Regions from separate parts of the Mus musculus genome. Here regions 2 and 3 are each linked to region 1. The links are chromatin loops, found by intact Hi-C in ENCODE. Cell type or tissue: left cerebral cortex. All regions are shown on one strand.

Region 1 (5,000 bases):
AGCAACAAGCCAAAACTGAATTTAGTGGTACACACCTGTAATTCCAGCTGTGGGAGGTCCCAGCTGGAGAAATGGAAGTTCACAGTCACCCTTAGCTACATAGCAAGAGCTACATCTGCAGCCTAGGCTACACAAAACCTTATCTCAACACACACACACACACACACACACACACACACACACACACACACACACACACACACAGACACACACACACACAGACACACACACACACACACACACACAAAGCAAAAATCTCTCCTCACAAAACCCAGGCCAGGCAGGCCAGTCTCAGAACCCTTTCTCTGGTCTGTAGACTAAGCGAGCAAGCGATGTGTGTGAAGAAGCTGCTCTGGTGACTGTGTGCAGGTGCCAGTGAACCTGGTGTCACTCAGAGACAGGCCGGTCACCTCCATCAACAGACAACAGCAACTCACTGCAAAGTCAGAGTTAGCAAAATTCCAAAGGGTTACTGAATGGTCCTCATGTGCAAAGCCTGCCAGAGGGGACTGGTCGTTCTCTAGCTGCGCTGTCGTTGTTAAAGGGCAGGCAGAATAACAAACTGGAAAGAAGAGAGAAAACGAGAGGAATAAAAGCAACACAGACAGGGAAGTACTTTGAAAATTGAGCTATTTCAGACTCCACAAATGTAGACTCAAATTATCACATAGTGGAAAAGTCACCGTTAGCCTTCGGGGGAGTCTGCTATTATTCTGGTACTGTGTTCCGTTTTGATAGTGAGACATGGACACAGTGGGGTAATGGCTGACTGGGTGAGTATGGGATTGCACTCCTGGAAGTTTATGCTGGCTCAGAGATCACCTGACAGCCGTGCTTCTGCCCAAGCCACCCCGCAGAGGACATTGCTATAGCTCCTGCTCCCCTACCCCCAGCTCCACCATATATGCAAGCACAGCCCCTCCCCTGAGCTCCTGGGGCACTGCTCAGTACACTTCCCTCAGCCCTGTCATTTCTGACAACCCAGGCCTCCAGGAGGGGTGGGGCATACCACTGTTATCTTTGTGCCTCTAGATCAAGTACAGAGCCTGACATAACTGCTAACTTTGATGCTCAGCTTTTCTTCAGTCTGTCCCACCTTGGTCAGAGTCCCTAAGGGGTAGTATGCTACTTTCTTGTCATTGTGAAGGAACACCTCACAGAAGCAATGAAAAGGAGGAAGGACTCATTTGGGGTTGATGTTTGGAGACACCAGTCCAGCGTGGCAGGGACAGTGTGGCAGCTGAGGGGGCTTTCAGAAAGGTTTGCTCATGTTTTCGTGGATGGTTTAGGAAGCACAGAGCTCAGGCTGGAACCAAGACAAATATATCCTCCAAGGTTTCCCTCCAGCAACCTGCCTTTGCTAGATAAGTCCCATGTCACAAAGGTTCCTCAATGTCCCCAAATGGCAGCACCAGTTGGGTCCGAACATTCAACAAACGTATGTGCGTGAGTGTGTGCGTGCGTGTGTGTGGATGTGTGTGTGTTTGTATGTCTGTGTCTTTCTGTATGTATATGTGTGTCTGTGTCTCTCTCTGTGTGTTTACACATGTGTCTGTGTGTGTATCTCTCTGTGTATGTGTGTGTGTATGTCTGTGTACGTGTGTGTCTGCGTCTCTCTGTGTATATGTGTGTGTGCATGTGTCTGTATCTGTGTGTGTGTGTATCTCTCTGTGTGTATGTGTGTGTGTGCCTGTGTCTGTGTGTATGTGTGTACATGTGTGTTTGTGTGTGTCTGTGCTTGTGTGTGTGTTTCTGTGTGTGTATGTGTGTGTGTTTGTATGTCTGTGTCTTTCTGTGTGTATATGTGTGTCTGTGTCTCTCTGTGTGTATGTGTGTGTGCATGTGTCTGCATCTGTGTGTATCTATCTGTGTGTGCGTGTGTATAATTCAGATTTAAGCCACATCAGCAGAGAAAGAGTAAGGACAAAGAAATAACAAATGATAAGCAAAATGTCATAAAACTTCAGGTGTGGGGTCTCACCCCCCAACACAGCCAGGTTTCAGGCTACTTCCTGTCTTTCCCTGTCTACACAGAAAGTGGATAAAGCATGGCTGCTGATTTGCTTGTCTCTTAATGACAAAAACCCACCAGTGACCTCCCAAGCCTGGCAGGGAAGGCTTATCGCCATAGTAATGTTTGAGTGGAAGCCCACGGGGTCTGAAATAGCCCAGTTTTCCAAGTCCTGTGTCTTTATCCCGTTTGCCTTAGTCCTCAACTAAAGCACAGAGATGTCCTGTGTACCCCCCTCCTCAGCCCCCCTCCTCAGCCCCAGGTTTCTCCTGAAGACTATCTCCTAAGAGCCCAACACTCCACTTCTCCCTTCCGCGCTGCGGTAATGGAGAAGTAAATGAGGCGGCAGCCCTGCTGTCTCAGGCGCCCGCTTCCGTTTTCATGGACGTCTACCATCTGGCAGTCAAGTCCAAGGAGGTGCAGAAATGACAAGCATGGCTAGGAGAGAGGTGGAAGGGAGGGAGAGCAAGAGAGGGAGAGCAAGAGAGGGAGAGGGGAGGGGGAGCGGAGGGGGAAAGGGAGAGAGAGAGAGAGAGAGAGAGAGAGAGCAATCCTCCTCTTGACAGAAATCGGAAAGCAGTTTCCTGTTAACCTTTATCACCAAGACAACAGACTGGAAAATCCTGGAGGCTTGGGGCCTGGCATGTGTTTGTTCATAACCTTGGGCGTTTAATTCATCCTGAACTTTCGATCTGTGCTAGGAAACTCTGAAGTGAAATGTCTGGATGAAAAGAGACCCGAGACATCTCTATTCCCACCCTGGCCGGGCACAAGGTTGAAGAGATTTCTGGGGAAATGAGGGGACTCGATGGTTTGCAAGAAAAGTTGAGGTTGCCCTTTCCTCTCTCCCCCTCCAAAAAACTAGGTCTGGTGCTTTTATGAACATCTGGTTTGTGGTCCTCTGTGTCAGTAGGGGGCACTGTTGCTCCTCCTTAACTGCCCATGTAGGGAAGGGATGGCTTCCTCAAACAGTTTACAAAGAACCTTCTGAGTTTCTGAGTGAGTCCAGGGAAAACAAAAGATGTATCTTCCGCTGCAAGGGTCTATACAGGCAACCCCAAGTCTGCTCGGCATTAACCGTATCTTTACAATGCGTGAATGTCTGGGCCTTGCTGGCTTCAAAGTCAGCCAGTTCATACAGCTAGTAAGCTACCCATGGCCATCAGAGCTCTAACTCTCAAATATGACTAAGGGGCCCAAAGTCTCACTTCTACAACCTCTACTGACTCTCAAATGCTGCCACCATCTCTTCTCTCATGGTCCCCTACCTTTCTGACCAGAGACATGTTCCAGATGACATGGGAAAGGCCCTAGGTTGGAAAGCCCATTGAAATCATAGTCATTTAAATTAGCCAATCCCAAGCCTGTTTTCCCAGCGCGGCAGTGGCTTTCCATAGAAAGCCCAGTAGAGGATACTGCCTTCTTTTCCCCCCTTTGCCTCCCAACTCTCCCGGCACCATGTGACATCACCTCTTCTCCTGGGCTCTGTCACAGGACACTTTCAACCCTTGATCTGTTGGCTTCATCATACTTGAACAGCAAGGCAAACCCCTCCCTGTGTGTGAATGCACTTGTGTCTGTGGAGGATAGAGGAGTGCTTGGCAGAGTCATCTCTCTCTGTCCACCACCTGGGTTCCAGGGAGGGAACTCAGGTCACCAGGCCTGGCAGCTGTCAGGCCCAAAGGAAACTCCATTTCCCTGAATTCTGGTGGCTAGACAAAAGCCAGCATTCCCCAGGAACCCATGAAGCTGCTTCCCTCTCTACCAAAGAGCCATCCCCTTATCACTGGCACAAGGCACACATCTGTGGTGCTTACTCATATACTAAAGTGCACGCTGGCTTCCAGGCTCCCAGCATCACAAGTACAAGCACACATTTCAGAGTCCATGCTAGCATCCTGGCTCTTCTCAGCGCTGCCTTTAGCTCATGGGCTTCCCTCCCCAGATACTCACTTCTCTTTATAGCCCTGCTATTTCAGCACCCCCTCTCCATTTTGCTCCATGTTGGTCTTCTCCTTCTCTTTCTCTCTCCTCTAACCCCATGGTCAAAGCCAGTCTGCTGGTCGTGTTCTATTGCCTTCTCTGCTCTATGCTCTTCCAGATGCCTCTGGCTGTTTTCTTCCTCACACCTATAATAAACCCTTCCCCTTAACCATACCTTTGAGCTGGCCATGCCCTCAGCTTATTCAGTCTTACTCCCCCCCTCCCCCGCCCCGCGCCAGTCATTTCTCCAGCCCACAAAATGTACATATTAAAATAAGTTATTTTCCACACACACCAGGGATAATCTTAGTGCTTTCTTCTGAGCTGAAAGGAGCAACCGTCTAGGCTGAGGTCAAAGCCAGCCAGAATGGTAACCTCCAGGAGCCATGTCACACCCACAGCAGCTCAGAGGACTCGGGACTCAGTATTTTATCCTAGTCTGAAGTTGAGGTATGTACTCCATTCTGGTTGCTTGAATGATTATACATCTAGACCTGCCTGCAGCCTTGGGGAATGGCATCTCTTTTTTACCTCACAGAGGCTATGAGCTAAGGCTGTAACACACTGACCTCTATCCAGATGACGTCAGCCAGCGAGAGCTCTGCCAGGCCCCTGCCCTGCTGCCACTCTTGCAGCTAGCTACCTCTTGGCACTTGGGGAACCACTGAATATTTACAGCAAATGTTAATTAAACGGGCCAGTGGTTTCATTTTGTAATGAACACAAATGTCACATTTGGAACGCTGACTTTCGGTGGTGAAGAGGGGGTGATAATAATGTGGATGGTAAGCTGTGGATTTCTGCAGCCAAGTGCCTCTGATGCTTAGGATTTCAGAGGCTTTACTTTGTAACCAGGGACCCAGCTGAATTAAGGCAAGGTCGGGTTAGCTAGGCACCTCCAATAAGACACCATTGTCCTTTCAAGGAACAGGAAGTAGCAACTATAGTCTCAATCACGGAGAGAGACATCTTCAGGGCCAGAGAATCTTCTTCTAGATAATAGCCA
Region 2 (5,000 bases), 680 kb after region 1:
TCTTGGTGTCATGACAACTGAAGAATTGGGAAAAAAACGAATGTGCTTCGCCAGTGCCCAGCTTGCTCACTGCTAAAGGTTAATTGGATTTCATTTTAGAGTCTGTTCATCTCATAGGAGAGTGAATGTGTTCAAGACAAAACAAGGTGTGAGACCACCAGAAAATCCCATTTCCCCTGGGGCCTGAGGCTGCACCCTGCCAGTCCCTGAATTAACAAGAATACTGCTGTCAGGTCATGAATCCTGTCTCCCAAAGCTTCAAGCCATCAGCAATGAGCAGGTGTCCCTGCTCAATCATTTGAAACTGAGATGTGTTTCCTTATAGAGAAAGTTAAGGAAGCATAGAATCAAAGGTGTTTCCTGGGACATCTCACTACTGTGGGTGAGCCCAGAGATGCCAAACCACATGGGAAACCTATTGTGGCTCTGCCACAGACAGCTGTTTTGTTTTTGTTTTGTTTTGTTTTGTTTGTTTGTTTGTTTGTTTTTGTTTTTGTTTTTGTTTTTGTTTTTGTTTTACTAAACCTGGAATGGAGTTCTGGGGTAACAATGTATCCCCATCTGTAAACTATTCCACAACTGCTAGCACTCAGGTGACAAGAAACTTAAGTAGAGCTTTCCCAACATGAGGACCAGTGTTCTCCAACTTCTCTGTACTCTCCCGGCAAAAGGAAGGTAGCTATGACCACCGTTAGTCATGTAGATGGAAAACCCATTTAAGGGCTGTCGAGACAGCTCAGTCAGTAGAGGGCTTGGCACACAAGTACAAGAGCCAAGAGCCTAAGTTGGATTCAAGAGCAGATGTTTAACAAACAAACAAACAAGCAAACAAAAAGCTGTAGTAGCACGTTTAATTATAAACAGTTGAAAAAAGGAGACAGGAGGATACCTGGGGTTCACTGGGTAACCAAGTCTAGCCTACTTGGTGAGCTCCAAGCCTGAGAGCCTAATGCATAAAACAAGATGGATATCCAAGGTTGTTCTCTGCCCACCTCATATAACAAGTACCTGAACACAGTACACAAAGATTTCCAGCCCAGGCATCCAGCTACATGTAGCCTTCCTTCTTTATACAATCAACTCTGGACTGAGTCAGTTAAATGGTGAATGTCAGATTGCACTGATAATTTGCATAATTTTCTGCCTCTCCTAAACTGGGTCCAGCCTCTCCACAGGCAGATGGCTCTCACTGCCAAAGCGTTTTTCGGGCTCAGATTGCCTTTGCAGAATGCAATGGATGCCAAATTCAAAGCCACTGGATTTGGTAGAAATCATTAAGGACGTATCTGGCTGTGTGTGAGAACAGCCATTTTAGTCAGGAGATTCTCAGGAAATTCCTAGGTTTGGAAACACTAGAACCCAAGGAACACTAGACATGGTAACAGACAACAAAGGGACTGGGGACTGAGACCTAAGAAACACTAGGCATAGCTCTTGCACATAGGCCATGAGCCCTGAACTGGTTTTTCTCAGGCTGAACTTAGCACAATGGAGAAAGGAGCTTCCAAGGCCAAGGACTTATCCTCTAGTCCCCAGAGTTTATGATCCCATTTCTAGACTGTAACGTTGTTTTGACTAAATTTTCTGGACCTCCTTCCAGAGTCACCATGAGCCTTGCACAAGTGCTTGCATGCACAGACACACCACACACACACACACACACACACACACACACACACACCACATAAAGCACACATACACACACATGTACCACACACAAGCAGACACACACCACACACACACATACCACACAAGCACACACACACACCACACACACATACACACACCACACACACATACACACACCACACAAGCATACACACCACACCCCCACACACACACACACCACACAAACACATACCACACACACCACACAAATACCACACACACACACACTACTTCTGGTCACTACAGAGTGTCCAATGCTGCTTCCAGCTCCACCACCAGGCCACAAAGGATGCTGAGGTATGTGTGTCTGTAGAAGAAAACAGAAGCCTCTGGGAGACAGACACAGAGAAAGGACCAGGCTCTGTCTAGACTTCACAATGAAGCTAAAATTTCACACAACATTAAAAAGAAAAACATGAGCATCATGGAGACCTCCAAAGAGACTGTCACCCTCGGTGTCCCCTTCTTCACCGGAGGTGACACTACTAAGACGAAGAAGAGAGCTTTCCTTTCCTATGTGATCTTTCCATTTCCTTCCCAGTATTGGTCGCCATTGTCTTCCCGGTTTTAAAAGCAAGCTCTGGCCTTCTCACGAGACTGTCTCCTTAGTTCTTTGCCTGCCAGACACTGGCCCTTGCTGGAAAACAACAGCCCTCATCTAAGCCCTCATTTCTCTGACTTGCTAGCTGCGTGTGAATAATGTCAGCTTCTTCCTGTCTGCCATGAGCCCTTGCCACCTGATCTGTGAAATCCCTCAGTTCACCTCGGCATCGCAGTGACCCTCGGAGGAGCAGTGGGGACTCTGTCACTCTCTTCTATTCCACAGGAATAAAAATTCAGGACCAACCCAGATTGCCTTCCAGATGGGGACGAGATAAAAGGGTTTGAATGCAGTCACATGGCTAAATTAAGAAGCAGATAGAAATAGAACAAAATGAAGCTGGGGCTGAGAGTTGGGGAGCAAATACTTTGTGGGCGAGCCAGAACTCAGTGATGCAGGCCTCTGCTGCCTGAGATCTAATTTGCAATGCCACAAAGAATTCTCTGGTTCAGATTTCCTTTGCTCCTCACTTTCTGTTCCCAGTCAGAAGCCACTGAAGCTGGCTAAGATCCCAGACAGGGCAGGCCTTTAGATCTTAAGAAGAGAGGGACCTCTAGTGTTGAGTTACTTGTCTACTGCTCGCTGTTGCTGTTCACCCCCATATTTACCTCTTACCTTGTGATTATTAGAGTTTCTTTGAAGGCTAGTATTCATTTAAATGTTAAAATTTAAATTTAAATTTAAATTTAAAATGTTAAAAGTGGGTTTTTCTCCCTTCCTGGAAAACTAAGAAAATTGAGAATGGGTAAATATAAGCCAACATACTAGTTTAAAGAAGACTTGAGCAAAATGTCACGTGATTAAAAAGTATTATTAGACACCTATAAGGTGCTCAGTAGTTAAGAGCACTTGCTGCTCTTCCAGAGGACCTGGGTTCAGTTCTCAGCACTCACATCAGGAGGCTCACAACCATCTGTGACTCCAGCTGCAGGGGATCCAACACCCTCTTCTGGACTCTGCCATCATCAGCGATACACGTGGTACACATACACATGTGCAGGCAAATACTCAAATGTAGGAAATAAAAATAATAGATTTTTTAAGCATCCATTAAACCTTTGACCTTAGCATAGGGACTAAAAGCCATTTCAATAAGTCTGGAACATGAAAATATAATCATAATACCAGTTTTTCAGTAGGTTCCGGAAAGCACCGATCCCGCTCTCTGTCAGGCTGAATGTGGGTTTGTGTAGGCCACAGCTAGGAAACATAAACAAAGGAAGGTGTGGCAGTTCCTCCTTCCTGGCGGTGATTCTCGGTTGTTGATTCATCCGAATACTTCGCAAAGTATCTTCTGTGACCAGATCCAATCAGATGCACCTGGTCCAAGGATTCACAGAAGGGGATGGTATCATTGTGGCTCAGAGGTCACTGTTAGCTTTCTGCCACTAGCATAAATATCTGAGATGATCTACTTACAAAGAGGAAAGAAAAGCTCCATTTACAAAGATATATTTAGGTTTGGGGGTCTGCATTGGTTACTATTGCTCTAGGGTCTGTTGCATCTAGTCCTCTCATGGCGGGGAGCGTGTGGTAGGGCAGAGCTATCCACTTATGGTGCAAAGGCAGAAGAAAGGGGAAGGGGCTGAGGTGCCATCTACTGTCCTCTTTGAAGAGGCCTGAGCACCGCCACTGGAGGCAGCTTCTGGTGCACACCTGCAGTCCCAGCACTCAAAGAGAACAGAGACCTGCTGTGTGTTCAAGACCAGCCTGGGCTACCTAGCAAGTATTAAGTGGCTTGAGCTGCACACCAAGACCTCGCCTTAAAAACAGCAAAATCGCTTCCATTAGGCCCTTCCCCCACCCCTAAAAGGTTCTACTTCCACCCCATAGTGCCACACAGGGAGCAACGCCTTCATCATATGGACCCATTATATTCCAGTATAACTGTAAATTATACTAGCTACCAAGAGTAGCAAGAGATAGTTCAAATCCATGAGACCGCCTATGTTTGGAAAATGAAATAATTAATATTCATTGTCAATTAGATCAAATTTAGAATCACCCAGGAGATACACCTCTAGGTATGACTGTGAAGGTTTCCAGAGAGATTCAACTGGTAAACAAGACTTGGGTTGAATATGGGCATCATTATCAAATGGGTATGCATCCTAGATTGTATAAAAAGGAAGAACAGAAGAAAAAAACTAGTAAACAGACCAACAGATTCATCTCCTCTGCTTCCTGGCCATGGGCACAATATAACCACCTGCCTGAAGCCCTTGCCACTACAGCTAAAGTCATTGTCACCTTCGTGCCACCTCACCACGAAGGACTATATCCTTTGTCACACCCTTCCTTAAGTTGCTTTCATCAGATATTTTATCAGAGTAACACAAAATAACTGATGCATGGAAGTAAACCAGCAACACCCATCATGCCTTAAGATGGGGGCAGCCAGAGGACTAGGCTCAGGTTTTAACCACAATGGCCGATCAGATGCATCCGGTTCAAGGATTCACAGAGAGGGGTGTTCTTGGGTTTAATCTTCAGAGGTGAATACTAGTTCTTGGGCTTGAGGGGAAGGGGGGAGAGGAAGATAAAGACTCAGGGCTCAGTGGGAGAGGGAATCCTCTGTTTGCCTCCAACCAGACTCCAGCCTAGTGTTTACCCTGACGAGACCCTGATGAGAACGGGGGGGGGGGGGGGAGCTGAAAACACTGTCCTTGGAAAATGCATGGGGAGATCTGAAGGCCTCTTGTCAGGACCCTAGGGACGGGATCCGAAAGAA
Region 3 (5,000 bases), 460 kb after region 1:
CTCTCTCTCTCTCTCTCTCTCTCTCTCTCTCTCTCTCTCTCTCTCTCTCTCCTGCTTGAGACAGTTCTCCAAGCAGTTCTCTCTTGGTATTCTAAAAATTTCTCTGGATAGCTCATCTCTTGCAGATCATAAGCCCAGTCTTTTATTTTGCATATCAATCCAGTCATTTGCTCCAGGTTTCTTTTTGATTATCCTATCAATCACCATCCCATGACCCCAGCCCTTTCATTCTTAGGAGACAGCAAACATAGTTCTTTTTTTAACATTGCAAAAGAACTCAGATATCTGCTTGCCACTGTTAAGCACAGAGGATAAGCTAGCTGGGTAGGGCCTCGCCCCTGCCTCTGCTGTGCTCTGAGTTAACTTCTTCATCTTCCTGCATGGCTTTGATGGTAAATGAAGGAAATGCTTAAGCAACCATGAATATTAAGAACTATAGACAAGGGCCTTCTGTACAATGTGCTGTGTATTTTCTACATGGAAAAGGGCTAAAGAAGTTTGGTCTAGCATTTAAGCCACAGTTCAAACCAGGCTGCTATAGGAAACTGTACTTGCTATAAGAAAAGATGGAGAGAAGAGCTTGTGACTAAGCAAACACCCAGGGAGGCTCTGCCTGAGGAGTAGTGTTCATGTTTCTCACCTTACATTCATCCAGCTCTTGAAAAATGTGACATGATTCAACCACCAACCAAAAGCTACAGCTTATTTCATATATCTGAAACTCTCAGCCTGTAGAAATGTGTATGTGCTGAGGAGGGGGTTGGGATATGAAGGAAAGGGGGATCCTGAGAAAATGATTGAGAATTTAGGAAATTCATAACTATATAAAGATATTTGTTTTGGGTTTTAAGAAGATTCTAATCCCTATCTGACACAGGGTCCAAGAAAATGGAAACCACTTGAAACAGAGTGTTGCTTGAGGGAAGATGTTTTTACTCTTCTCTGTCACCAGTACACACTGCTAATCGACAAACATTGGTTTGAACATTGAAGGGGAAAACCACTTCCCAGTCATCTGAAGCTCAGGCTTTTAAACAAAGGAGGACTCTTCACTGGAGTTCATTTCTAACCCTCAGCTACAGTTAAATGCAACCATTTTGGAAGAGCCTTTCAAAGTCTATTGATGGTCAAATTGCACTATTGATTTGTACAAACTGCAGACTCTGAGCCTCCCATTCAAATCCCCTTTAGCTGGTCTTGAATGGCTGTGTTTTCTTTTATTCTTGGTGTCTGACTTTTCATACTTCTCTTTGCTACATTGTGTTTTTTGTTTATTTTTTGCATTCCACTGTCACCAGGAACATGATAAATATCAGAAAGCTCCTAATTTGAGCCCAAGGATAAGTCAGAAATAATATTCAAGGGTGAAGTCAACATATCATAATGGAACAGAAACTTGCAGGGTGATCTACCAGCCAATCAGGAGGAGGGTCCTCGGTGGGAATACACTCTCCAGAAATAAGCTTAAAAAAGAATGCACAGATACATAATCTCTGTTGTGTCTTATAGACACCCCAGAAACAAGGCTTTACATTGACCTGAAGGAAGAGCCCCCTCTCTCCCACTGAACACCGCTCCAATTTGCTAACCACAAGAGAAAACTAGAGAGAAAACCAAGAAGTAGTCCTTTTGCAAGGTGATAACTTGAAAGACAGGCAGTCAGCTGTACTAGGGACTTTCAGAAATAAGGAGTGGGGATTGGGAAGCCTCCATCAACAGTGTTGTCTAACACCATCCGTTGGCGTCCCCAGCGAGCTCTAGAGAAATGCCAGGGGACTGGTCTCAACAGGACTGGTGATACAGGCACACCGAAGGATATGGCTGCTTGTGTTTTCAGTCGCAGTACTCCCTCACAGAGTCCGAACTCCAGTTTCCCATCTCCTGCCCTGCTGTCCTTTCTTCCTCTCTATTGGATTCATTATGATTCTGTTGTTGGAAGTAGCGGGCCAGCATTCACTGGCCAAGAATCCAAGGCACATTGGCTACATTTTCTCCTTGCCAAATGGACAACCTCTGATTCAAAGAATGAAGAAACCCCCACATTTTCAGCCCTTTGAAGCTGTTGTTCAGACAAAAGAGGGCTCCATCTCATTTCTATTCCTTCAGCTACAGTTAAATGTAGCCATTTTTGAAGGGCTAGTGATGGCCAAATTGCACAATTGATTGATACCAACCGCAAACTCAGAACCTCATCCAAATCCCTTTAATTGGTCTTCAATGATACTCCTTTTTAAAATTATTTGGGCAGGAAAGGAAAGAAATGTGCCAAAGACAACTTACACAAAGAAAATTAACACCCTGTCTTTGTTCCATTTTCTCTGGCACAGATACGGACTTCCAAGTTATTATTTTTTTTTCTCCTTGAGGAGAAGTTGTAAGAATGTGAACAGCAGTTGGGACTTTTCTTGTTCAGTTACCATAATTAGAAAAATAGACTAAAATTATGCAGAAGCAGATTGAGGGGGAAAGACAGCCTGGCTTTCATATGAAATAGTGAATTCTTTTTTTAAATTCAAAGATGCTTCTCCCTCCGTATATGTCTTTCATCTCAGAGCAGTTCGTGCACTGCTTTTAAGTCTCAGGTTTAACAGCTACTGCCTCCTTCAAAGAACTGGAGGCATTGATTGGAAGTGTGTCCACGCCATTGTGGCTGTTTACTAAGAGGGTGTTCTGGAGCTGCAGATATGGCTCAGTCAGTAAACCACTTGCCATGAGTCCATTAGAACCTGATTGTGACATGTCCCCCTGGAACCCATGGTGCTATATCAAGTCTATGGCCACAATCACAGCTCTGTGGAAGTGGAGATTGGAAGAGCCATGTGGCCTGCTAGCTAGTCAGCCTATTTGAATCAGTAAGGTCCAGGTTCAGGGTGAGATTGTGTCAGACTTTAAAGTAAAGAACAACTGAAGAAGATACTAACTGGTGTTAACCTTGGGCCTCCACATGTAACACACACACACACACACACACACACACACACACACACACACACAAACACAAACACATACAAACACATACACACACACACAAACACACACCACACACACACACACACACACACACATACACACACATACACACACACACACACACACACACACACACACACACACACACACACACACGTGTTCACAGGTATACAAATGGGGCCTATGAGCTCTGATACCCAGCCTCCTACTAAAATGAAAGACTACACAAAGACAAAAGGGAATTTATTGTGCTCTGGTTTTCATACATGTTCCTTCTACTCTTCTCAACACTGTAACCTGGGCTCTAATACCCCCTCGAGAGAGGTCCAATACTTAATTATCCTGGTTCCCCTGTCATCCAAGAGCTCCTCTTTGAATCTCCATAGCATTTCTGCCCATCTCTCATTGGTTTCTCATTACTTGTCCTTGTCCTTTCTTCTTTATGCTCTCAGCCAGCCCACATTGAAGGTCCCTGGATGGAATACTGTCTTGGACAGTGCTCTGCTCCCCTTTGGTACTCAGTACGAGACTGGGTACAATGAGTAATACATAGATTTTCCTTTCTTGTCCTTACATATCTCTAAGCCTGAGTTCTACCAGCAGTGTTCCTCTCTACCAATCACTACAAGTACAGCCCTCTGTGGCCACAGACCTGGGAACCTGCACACTCATCCCCTTGTTGGATGACTCCCACCATGACCCAAGTCTTCCTTCAAACAATGCTTGTTGGGCAGACAGCCTTGATAACCTCTGGGAACTCAATATATTTAGGTAAATTCACAAAGCTTTAACCATAAGGACCATATTACACGCGGGTGACACTAAAATGTCAATTGTAACTCCTGTTGCTGTGCGCATGTGACCAGATCTGAGCCAGTTTGGTTCTGCAGGAATATCCTGAACACAGTACAGACCATCTTTCATTGGATGCCCTCATCAGTAGGCTGTAATGGCTCCTGGTCACCTCCTGTTACTCATCCCAAGCAGGGTCTTTTGTTCCATGGTCCCACTGTTCCCTCCCATAGGTACACAATCTCATCCACTCTCCCTCCAGCCTATATACTACTCAACCTCATTTGCTCCTCCTTTCTTTCTTCCTGCCTTTCTTTTTCTTGTGCCCCAGCCCAAGCCAACACCCATCTGTCTCCTAAGCATCTCTGACAGCCGCTCTTATGAAAAACAATCTCTCCCTTCTTTGTCTTTCCAAGTGTGGATAGTTAAATTATACAGCAGAACACTTGTTCCCCTTCCTCTGGCATATCACCACTTGGTTTTAAATGTTGATTTCTCAACCTAGATTGTAAGGTCCCTGACAACAGAGATGGTGCCTTATAGTCTTTTTTTTTATGGGTCCATGGGTTAAATGTCAATCAGTTCTTGATGTCTTTACAGTGGGAGATACAAGATAGTTTTGTGGCAGTTTATGTTAAAATGCACGTGATATTTGAAAAGTGTGAAAGTAAAAAGAGTGAGGAAGCGTTCTGGGGAGAGGAATGAAATTTGGGTGTAATTCTTGGGATATAAAATTAAAAGGCCATCTGCCTTTGAGATGCGGCAGATGTGCAATTGATATTCTCAGCTCATTTGCCACTTGAATTTTGTAGACATTTAATGCTGTAATTGTTTATACAGTAAGATTATAAATACCCTTTAGAGACTACCTTACTTCTTACACTCCATCTCCCTGCAACCAGCCCCTATGAACTGGATCTTACTGAACTCAAGCTTCCGAAGTTGAAATGAGAGAGAGAGAGAGAGAGAGAGAGAGAGAGAGAGAGAGAGAGAGAGAATGATTGGCAGGGTGCCATTGAAGTAATTGTATAATATTTATAAAAATGTGAGGAGATATTGTCTTGATCTATCCTTCCCCACCTAGAATTTTGTGCCATGCCATGTGCCAGCCACTTGCACAAAGATGCCTGCACGTGTACGAGCATCACCGTAGAGTAGTTTGTAATGGTAATGTATTAAACTAGCCTAAGTACCCATCAGTGAGGGACTATTAAATATATTATGAGTCATCCAAGTAA

Evidence for each region. Hi-C counts contacts between places; a loop is a spot of excess contacts. Peaks named below come from ENCODE experiments on the same cell type or tissue, not always from the same donor. Only the 100,000 strongest peaks of a DNase experiment are listed, where the experiment ranks them.
Region 2: it touches region 1 in a loop (13-fold over the local background); 18 of 42 quality-filtered maps call a loop at or near these places.
Region 3: a loop joins it to region 1, with 2.6 times the contacts of the local background. A loop is called at or near these places in 2 of 42 quality-filtered maps.

Annotation. Positions count from the first base shown.
Region 1 is chr2:4,490,663-4,495,662 of GRCm38, reverse strand. All of the region lies in intron 4 of Frmd4a (FERM domain containing 4A), which reads right to left. The region is part of intron 3 of Gm39751 (a long non-coding RNA gene); the gene reads left to right. Among named protein-coding and RNA genes, the nearest start is that of Gm39751, 21 kb to the left of the region's middle. In left cerebral cortex, a CTCF peak has its summit at 2,919 (motif pointing right); DNase peaks (open chromatin) are centred at 2,330, 2,944, 3,850 and 4,612; H3K27ac peaks cover 476 bases.
Region 2 is chr2:3,814,023-3,819,022 of GRCm38, reverse strand. Gm36031 (a long non-coding RNA gene) reads right to left here. Exons shown (of 5, transcript XR_373951.3): 4 at 3,395-3,589. Among named protein-coding and RNA genes, the nearest start is that of Gm36031, 8.7 kb to the right of the region's middle. In left cerebral cortex, a CTCF peak has its summit at 2,822; DNase peaks (open chromatin) are centred at 1,173, 2,684 and 3,172; H3K27ac peaks cover 1,117 bases.
Region 3 is chr2:4,033,851-4,038,850 of GRCm38, reverse strand. It overlaps a transcript of Frmd4a not described here. Among named protein-coding and RNA genes, the nearest start is that of Gm52545, 4.4 kb to the right of the region's middle. In left cerebral cortex, no CTCF peak of the experiment used is centred here; DNase peaks (open chromatin) are centred at 615, 2,051 and 2,462; H3K27ac peaks cover 1,261 bases.